Linked DNA regions of Homo sapiens: region 1 is linked to region 2. A link is an interaction called in ENCODE POLR2A ChIA-PET data of the cell type or tissue named here. Cell type or tissue: OCI-LY7. All regions are shown on one strand.

The links. Peaks named below come from ENCODE experiments on the same cell type or tissue, not always from the same donor. Only the 100,000 strongest peaks of a DNase experiment are listed, where the experiment ranks them.
Region 1: POLR2A ChIA-PET joins it to region 2 with 26 read pairs; 2 of 35 experiments call an interaction of 5 or more read pairs at or near these places.

Annotation. Positions count from the first base shown.
Region 1 is chr12:95,972,506-95,977,505 of GRCh38, forward strand. It overlaps HAL (histidine ammonia-lyase), which reads right to left. Exons shown (of 21, transcript NM_002108.4): 19 at 4,093-4,201; 20 at 3,924-3,993; 21 at 157-1,867. The coding sequence ends at 1,727. Among named protein-coding and RNA genes, the nearest start is that of HAL, 21 kb to the right of the region's middle. In OCI-LY7, no CTCF peak of the experiment used is centred here; a DNase peak (open chromatin) is centred at 2,676.
Region 2 is chr12:95,641,113-95,646,112 of GRCh38, forward strand. No RefSeq gene overlaps it. Among named protein-coding and RNA genes, the nearest start is that of USP44, 92 kb to the left of the region's middle. In OCI-LY7, no CTCF peak of the experiment used is centred here; no DNase peak of the experiment used is centred here.

The DNA.
Region 1 (5,000 bases), 330 kb after region 2:
TTGTTGCTAGCCAATGGGAAAAAGAGTGTACTGAGTCAAGCATATTGTTCTTAAAACGGTTGACATCTGTCAACTGAATCCTTCAGAAGCTTGATTAACTGCTGTTAGAGGCGCTTAACTTTGCTATAAATACCTAAGAATAAAGCGACACCATAAGGCAATTGAGACTTAGTTTATTCCATGTTTCCCTTGAAGTTCCCTTGAAGGCGTGTGCTGTCAGTTACTAATAGAGCTGTGTAGAAAACTCAGTGACAAAGTGTCATTTTGACCTGGAGGGCTGCAGGGGCTGAAAGAATCCAGCATTCCCCAAACTGGAGCGAAGAGCACCATGAGACCACTGGGGGTTACTGGCTCAATGGCAGCCCACGGATGACAATGCACAAACCTCATTTGTGTGTGTTCACATTTTGACAAGGAATAGCACCAAGAACAACCTTTAGGTAAACAGTCTCCTCAGCACATTTTTTGCTCCCTGAATTGCTGTGTGCAGCAGTTTTCACTTCAGTTTCCACCTGACAGGTTGTAAATCTAAAGGGTGAAAACTCTATTGTGAAATCCACTGTTCGGCCCATTTTAGATGGCAATTAGGTAGGCAAGGTGGCAAGTGTGTCTGTCCTCCTCTCCACCAGCTGTGGTTTTTAGAGCCACGGTTTCAGACCACTTGAAGGGCCTTGCACATATATGCACACACTGGTGCAAAGTCACAGAGCTTAGACTTGGGAAGCCAAGAGGTCATGTGACCCATCCTTCATCTGGACAGATACACTTAAGCCATCCCTGAAGGTCCTTTATCTTCTCGGGGAAAAAAATAGATGCAGTAATACACTCTAGGGCTCCATCTGACCTTTATCAATAGGACTTATTTTAATGATTACCATTACAGAAAGGAGGTTGGTTAATCCCCAAAGATTCCTTATCTGTGAAATGAGGAAGGTTACAATAAGAATGTGAATAGAGTACTAACACCAAGGAAGTGAAAATACTAACCTCAAACTCCCATGTAAGCATTTGGGGGATACGTGTAGTGATAAGTACAAAATACACAGTTTAATAAGAGCCACCCAAATAGCAATCTTTATATTCATTCCTTATCTCCTTTGCACATGAAACTCCTTGTTGGTTTTAATCACCTCTACAATTAATAGCTGAAGACCCTATTGACTACTCTTTACTATGATCCAATTAATAGAAGAAAAAAGCAGCTTAAGGACAAATTATGACTTAAAATGGTTATTTATGAAGGCATATTAAGGCATATCATGCAAAGTAAAATTAGCCAAAGAAAGTCAACTGGTGGAGAGCTTGTTGAAGCAAATTTAAAAAAAAAAAAAAAGGTTAACAAAAGTCTAATGTTTTTAGAAAAAATTGCTATCAATCTGTTTCCAAATTTGAATTCATCTAATGCTAAGAGTAAAAAACAGGCACATACAATTGTGGTTATTCTTCTCACCCTTAAGAGTGAGTGGCCTGTTGAAACTGTTAAGAAAGAAAGAAAAGTTTTATAATCTGAAAATACCTGGTGGGTCTTGAACCACGACAACAGGAACACAGTGCTGAATTTAGCAACTATAATACTGCCATCAGCCTAACCAACGTAGGCTTTAGAAGAACTGAATGATACAATGGATTGATCTACCTAGGAAAGTTCTCAGGTCTCTCCTTCAGCCTAGTATTGCTTTGTGCTAAACTGACTGCCCTCTCATCTGCTACTTCATGACAAAGCCCATTAAAGGTCCTCAGACTCCGGGATTTTGGTGGATTTCTTGTGCAGAAATTGCAGTGAAAAGGCTGTTGGAGAAAGAGGTCTTGATTCTGGAATATGCTCCATTCTGTATTTTTCAATGTATGGAGCAGCTACTTCCCAAACCTGAAAAGCAAGGACAAAACAAAGTTGAAATATTGACGACATTGTTTCCACATGCTATTAAACATCAACTTCATCCGAAGTCAAAACATACTCTATACATGACCAGACACAGCTGCTGTTTGCTTGCTTTTATTTTAAGCCATTTGACACATGACCTGTGTCAATTAGTCTTTGGTTGCATTAAAGACTGTAAATATACAAAGTCCAAAACTTTCTAAAGTCATCATAAAGATTTTAAGCTGCATACTTTTCCTAAGCAAAACAAGCAAGCAAATAACAAAACCCAGAGAATTCAGTGTGGATAGAGTGAAGGATAGTTGCTCCAGGGTCTTAACAGTACCTATGTGGTTTTTTTCTTGTTTTTTTGTTTTTTTTCTTTTTTTGTGAGACAGAGTCTCACTCTGTCGCCCAGGCTGGAGTGCAGTAGCATGATCTCAGCTCACTGCAACCTCCACCTTCCAGGTTCAAGCAATTCTTGTGCCTCAGCCTCCTGAGTAGCTGGGATTACAGGTGCATGCCACCAGGCCCAGCTAATTTTTGTATTTTTAGCAGAGATGGGGTTTCACCATGTTGGCCAGGCTGGTCTCGAATTTCTGGCCTCAAGTGATCCACCCACCACAGCTTCCCAAAGTGCTGGGATTACAGGCGTGAGCCACCACACATGGCCTGGACCTGTGTGTTTTCTAAAGCAAGCCTTAAATGGTAAAAGGCAGTGAATTGTATTTCCCTATTGCCTTATTTCCATGCCACAGGTGCTCTGTTCCTTTGACCCTGCTACTCAAAGCGTGGCCTGTGCCCCTGCAGTATCAGCATCACCTGGGACAAGTCAGAATCTTGGCCTTCACCCAGACCTACTGAATCCACACCTGCATTTTAACAAGATGCCCAGCAGATTCATAGCCACTTTAATGTTGGAGAGGCACTGCCTCAGATCCTTGGTTAGCTTTTGCCTCCCACCCACCAACCTCTTTTTTCTTTTTTTTTTTTTTTCTTAAGCATAACATCATCTCAAAGTAAGGCCCTGGACGGGCATGGTGGCATGTGCCTGTAGTCCCAGCTACTCAAGAAGCCAAAGTGGGAGGATCACTTGAGCCCAGGAGTTTGAGTCCAGCCTTGGCAACATAGCAAGACCCGCATCTCTAAAAAAATTTTTTTTTAAATTGAATGAAATTAAGGCCCTGTTTTTGGTTTATATCTGCTTTTTAACTGATTGCCACTGACAGCCAAGGAGCCTTTCCTATTATTTTTTATGACCTTAGCAAATGAATACTCTTAAAGGCTAACCTCTCGTATACCTCCCTCCTAGCACCAAAGTTGGCAGCAGGCAAGCAGCTTCCCCATCCAGAGTGCAGGGCATGCTTAGAAATAATGGGTGTGAAAATCACAGGGAAAAATCACTGCCCCAGAGCAGAGCAACTGTTTTAAGGAAATCAAGCGATTCTAGGGAACATAACACCCACAAGTTATTCAAAAGGTTTAAAGCACTTCAAAAACGATATTTAAAAGATAAGCCAGCATGCTGGGCATCTGTACCTGGCAGCTGAGTATACGGTCAATGTAACCAGTGGAAATATGCAAGAAAGAAAAACCCGCATCTCACCAGAGCACTAGACAGACCGAAAGTCTTCTGAAGTAAACACCCGGGCCTTGGTTTTCTCTCCAGGTCTACGCAGCCATTGCACCCAGTGGTGGTAGTTGTGATAGCATCACCCAGAAGGGAACGCACTTTTGAATCAAAGAGGACATCTTGCAGGGGTGGGGAGGCATCAATGAACCTGACATCTTATTTTTTTCCCCATGAATATTGTCCCAAAACTCCATTTAAAATCCATTTCTGTTTCTAATCCTTAGATATTCAACCGTTGGCTGCACCCTGGTGCACTTAGTGTTTATTATATGGCTTCTTAGTGGTGCTGCAAGTTGTTGCTCAAATACCTTTTTGCTCATTCCCAAGGAATGGCCAGAAAACAATAGAATAAGGCAATGTTTCTCCATCCCCGACTTTGCTTTCCTGTAACAATTAAAAATTAAGAAACAAGCCAAGGAGCCAGCTTGCCTTCTGCTCCAGGAGCAGCCTGTGGGCTGCCTCGATGTCCGGGGCCATGAAGCGATCTTTTATCCAGGGCCTACAGGGAGAGCACATCCGCCCATCAGCCAAACATGAAACCCTGCCAGGGTTCACAGTGCTGAACTGATGTAATTTTCAGAGACCTGTTTGATCTTACCTTACAACAGAGCGCACCAGGTCATAGACCTTCTCCAGCGGAGTGGTTGTTTTCAGGGGACGTAGAAACTCTATGCCCTGGCAGGCTGCAAGGAGCTCGATGGCCAGCACTGAAACAAGAAATTCCAAGAGGGTAGCTTATGAAAGTCTGACTTCATGCTTAAGGAATGTGGATTTCCCAAAGTTGACACCCATCACCACCCAACTAACAGATGGTTTGTTCTCTGTCTATTGGTAGAATGAAGTTGCTTTGGTATTTAGTTGCCATTTTAACCTGTTTTCTAACCCCTTGACTATATCTTTAATGCTGAGAAGGGGAGAATTGAGACATTTACCTGAATAATTACCAGACCTGCACACCTACCCAGGAAGCTGCCCATTCATCTGCACTAGCAAAATCTGCCATGTCCCCCATTCACATCCTCTAACAAAGGTTTGTTGGCCAAGTTTGGGTCATGTGGGTAGGGAAGGAAGTCAGAAAGAAGAGCTGATCCTCATCTTGAGCCCCAGTTCTATTAAATAATTGTATGCATTTCATCAAGATGCTTTACATCTCGTGGTTTCCAATTCCATATGAATTGCGGGGTGGGGATACTGGACTAGAAGATGAGAAATTGCTTCCAGGTCCACCGTGAATTCCACAACTTCATCCTCTCCCACTGTGACCTGTCTGCACTCACTAGAGTTCATAGTGTACTTCATAAATTGAATGTGCTGTTGAATCAAGGTGGGGTGTGAGAGTTCATGGTACTCTTCTCTCCACTTTGAATATGTTTTAAAAGTCTCATTAAAAAAAAAACCACTTTGGGGGTGAGGTGGGAGGATCGCTTGAGGCCAAGAGTTTGAGACCAGCCAAGGCAACACAGCAAGACCCCATCTTTACAAAAAATTTAAAAATTACCCAGGTGT
Region 2 (5,000 bases):
CTTCAGACCTCATTTTATGCCATGCTCTGGCCTCATGGGTCTTCTTGCTGTCTGCACTTCAAGTGCTGCCAGCTTGTTCTGACCTGGGGATATCACACTTGTTATTCCCTTTAATAAGAGTGTTTTCTCCCATCTATTTATTTCTCCTATCTATCTATCTATCTATCTATCTATCTATCTATCTGGAAGTCTACCACCTTCTCACCATATGGTTATCAGCTTAAATATTACCTCCTCAAAGAGGTAATATTTAAGGTGTGACTGTTTTATTTTAGGTAGCTCCCACTCACACTATCTGCAAACTGAGTGTGTGGCCGATACTCCTGCAATGGAGACCTGGCTGCTGCAGCTGCTGGAGGGCCAGTGGCAGACAGTCTCCAGCTGTCAGCCCCTATAGGAATTGCTTCAGCCACAGAGAGATTTCCCCAATGCCATGCCCCATCCTAGGGTGGCCAGCATCCAGTGGGATATCTGAAGGCCTGTCTGCCTCAGGTCAACTTGGGATGACCCTGAAGGGTCATTCCACTTCTGCCTTCCTTCTGGGGTTGGCTGAGGCTATCACTAGGCATGCTTTGCAGCTCACCTTCTCTCTCTGCTCACTTCCAGTTTCTCCTCCCGCTCTCCACTGACATTGACACTCCTTGATAAATGCTCTGCATGCTAAAGTCCATTTCAGTGTGGCTTTCTCCACGGCAGTGAAGCATCATTTCCTTCTCAGTGTTTACAAATCTTTGAAATTTTGTTTATAGGTTGGTTGTTTGTTTCTCTTACTAGAATCTAAGTTATATGAATGTAGGGACCTACCTGACTTCTTTACTCCTGTGTCCTTAGTGCCCTGACCAGCCTGGTATGTCATTATCATCACTGTAGCAAACACCTGGTATTGATGATATGCCAGACACTGTTCTAAGTATATTCATCCACTTTATCTTCCCAACAACCTTGTGAGGTAGGTGCTAGTATCTTCTCCACGTAGAGACTGGGATGCTAAAATACAGAAAGCTTAGTTGGCTAGCCCAGGGTCACACAACTGGTAAGTGACAGGGCCAGTGTTTGAACCCAAGCAATCTGGCTCTAGATTACACGTACATAACCGCTCCATTATGCTGGTTTTTTTTTTTTTTTTTTTTTTTTTTTTTTTTTTGCAGCGGCTGTTCAATAGATGTTTCTTAAATGTTTGAATAAATAAAAAATAGCTGGGTGTAATCTGAAGACATCATCTAATTATTCATTTAATGACTATTGTTTGAGCACCTACAATATGCCAGACACTGTGATCTGCCTGGGGATGCAATGTGAACAAAGCAAACGGGACCTCTCCCTCAAAGAGCTTGCACAGTATGAAGGAAGAGAATAGACTATATATGACAACGATTATATCATTGCACATTGTTACCTACTGGCCATTATCCAAATGCATGGTTTCCTTTTCAGGCAATCGGAGTACCACTTATCCACCCAGACCTCTTCTATAGGGTATACTATCAGCTAACAGGACCATGGTGACAGCATTTCCTACAGTCAGTGATTAAAAAAAAAAAAAATTGAAGGGCACTTACCTTTCTCAGCCTTAGCAGGAAGAAGAGAATGGGGATGATGAAGCTTCTGTTGCTGATGGTGACTAGCTGTAGGGCAGAGGTCCCCAACCCCCATTAGGAACCAGACCACACAGCAGGAAGTGAGTGGCAGCAAGCAAGCTAAGCTTCGTCTGTATTTACAGCCACTCCCCATCACTTGCATTAACCCCCGAGCTCCGCCTCCTGTTAGATTAGTGGTGGCATTAGATTCTTACAGGAGCGTGAACCCTACTGTGAACTGTGCATATGAGGAATCCAGGTTGCGCGTTCCTTATGAGAATCTAATGCCTGATGATCTGTTGCTGTCTTCCATCACCTCCAGATGGGACCATCTAGTTGCAGGAAAACAAGCTCAGGGCTCCTACTGATTCTATATTATGGTGAGTTGTATAATTATTTCATTATATATTACAATGCAATAATAATAGCAATAAAGTGCACAAGAAATGTAATACACTCGAATCATCCCAAACCAGCACCAACCCATTGCCCCCTACACATCCCTGCCTTGTGTCTATGGAAAAATTGTCTTCCATGAAACCAGTTCCTGGTGCCAAAAAGGTTGGGAACTGCTGCTGTAGGGAGTCACCTACAGCTCCTAACTCAATTCATTGTCTCAGGCCTCAATTCCTGTATCATTCCAGCAAATGATCCTGAAGGAAGACAGAGATCCAGGGGGAGCCAGGGTCATTAGCTGCCTCTGCAGACCGAGGAAGCATGTGCTCAGGAGGAGGTGTTTCAGTGTGATGACTGAGAGCATGGACTCTGGGGCGCAGACTTGAGCTTGGACTTTGGATGCGTCTCTTACTAACAGTGATACAACAGCCTACTTACCTGAGCTTCCCTTCCTTATGTGTAGAATGGGAATAATAATAATAATAGCACCCGCCTCAGAGGTTACCATAAAATTGTGAAGATAACTCATATAAAGCAGCCCTCAGTGACAACAGTATTTGGATTGCAGGGGAGTCTGGGTGTCTGTTATCACAGTTGTTATAAACCACAACAGGGAGCTCTGTCCCCCTTGCCTAGTGAGATTCAAAAGCTGGGAAGCTGATGCTAGACCTAGTTCAGATCGTCTTCTCTAGAATGTCTTCCACAGTCTCATTCGGGGCTTCCTCAATGCTGACTTGTAACTTACTGATAGCATTTCTTCCAGGGCACCACATTATTTCTTGTTTGCGTTATTTCCCCAGTCAGGCCTCTCTTGGCTAGTGTTTGAATTGTATTAGTCTTTTCTCCTTTTCCACCCCTTAATTTTTCATTCCCAACTGTTGGCATGAGGACACTTGCATTCTGTATGGAAGGAATTAAGTGCTAATCTGTGGTGCCATAAAGAAATGTCTTCTCTTTGTAGGGTGTAATAATGATCTCTGCTGTGTTAGCAAGGTCAGTGCTTTGGACTTCTAGGACTAGTAGCCTAAACTTGTACGAGTTTTAGATGCTCAGGAACACTACTTCTTATTCTTTCTTCTCTCTTCTCTTCTGTTCTTCCCCCCTCCTCCCCCTCCTCCCCCTCCTCCCCCTCCTTCCCCTCCTTCTTCTCCTCCTCTTCTTCCCCCTCCTCCTTTCTTCCTCCTTTCCTCCCCCTCCTCCTCCTCTTCTTCTTCCTCCTTCTCCTCCTTCCTCTCCTTCCTCTCCTTCCTTCCTCCTTCTTCTCCTTCCTTGCCCCTTCTTCTTCTCCTTCCTTCCCCCTTCTTCTTCTCCTTCCTTCCCCCTTCTTCTCCCCCTTCCTTCCCCCTTCTTCTCCCTTCCCCTTATTTTCTGCCTTCCCCTCTTCCTCCTGCTCCTCCTCCTCCTTCTGGAGTCTCACTCTGTTGCCCAGGCTGGAGTGCAGTGATGCTATCACTGCTTACTGCAGCTTTGAGCTCCAGGGCTCAAGCCATCCTCCCACTTCAGCCTCCCCAGTAGGAGGGACTACAGGTGCACAACACCATGCCCAGCTAATTTAAGTTTTTTTTTTTTTTTTTTTAAGACAGAGTCTTGGCCGGGCATGGTGGCTCACGCCTATAATCCCAGCACTTTGGGAGGCCGAGGTGGGCCAATCACTTGAGGTCAGGAGTTTGAGGCCAGCCTGGCCAACATGGTGAAACCCTGTCTCTACTAAAAATACAAAAATATTAGCCAGGTGTGTTGGCGCATGCCTGTAATCCCAGCTACTTGGGAGGCTGATGCAGGAGAATCACATGAACCAAGAAGGCGGAGGTCACAGTGAGCCGAGATGGTGGCACTGCACTCCAACCTGGGCAACAGAGCGAGACTCCATCTCCCAAAAAAAAAAATAATAAAAAATAAAATAAAGACAGTCTCACTATATTGCCCAGGCTGGTCTCAAACTCCTGGCTTTAAGTGATCCTCCCACCTCAGCCTCCCAAGGTACTGGGATTACAGGTGTGAGCCACCACGCCTGGCCTCAGGGACAATTTTTTTTCTTTTTTTTTTTTTTTTTTTTGAGACGGAGTCTTGCTCTGTCACCCAGGCTGGAGTGCAGTGGCGTGATCTCGGCTCACTGCAAGCTCCACCTGCTGGGTTCATGCCATTCTCCTGCCTCAGCCTCCTGAGTAGCTGGGACTGCAGGTGCCCGCCACCATGCCTGGCTAATTTTTTTGTATTTTTAGTAGAGACGGGGTTTCACTGTGTTAGCCAGGATGGTCTCGATCTCCTGACCTCATGATCCGCCTGCCTTGGCGCCCAAAGTGCTGGGATTATAGGCATGAGCCACTGTGCCCTGCCTTTTTTTTTTTTTTTTTTGACAGAGTCTCGCTCTGTTGACCAGGCTGGAGTGCAGTGGCATGATCTCAGCTCACTGCAACCTTCACCTCCCAGGTTCAAGTGATTCCCCTGCCTCAGCCCTCTGAGTAGCTGGAATTACAGGTGCCTGCCACCATGGCCCGCTAATCTTTGTATTTTTAGTAGAGATGGGGTTTCACCATGTTGGCCAGACTGGTCTTAAACTCCTCACCTCAAGTGATCCACCCACCTCAGCCTCCCAAAGTGTTGGGATTACAGGCGTAAGCCACTGTGCCTGGCCTCAGGAACACTTCTTAATGATTTTTTTTTCTTGCCTTAAGAAAACTTGAAGCAACTTCTTTTGTTAGTCTTTTTAGTCTTCTCCCTTCCTTCACTATTGTTGTTATTATTTTAGAGTCAGGGTCTCACTCTGTCATCCAGACTGGAGTGCAGTGGCATGATCATAACTCACTGCAACCTCAAAGACTCCTGAGCTCAAGGGATCCTTCTACCTCAGCCTCCAGAGTAGCTGGGACTGTAGACATGCACCACCACACCTGGCTAATTTTTAATTTTTTTTTTTTTTTTTTTTTTTTGAGACAGAGTCTTGCTCTGTTGCCCAGGCTGGAGTGCAATGGCGTGATCTCGGCTCAGTGCAAACTCCGCCTCCCAGGTTCAAGCAATTCTCCTGTC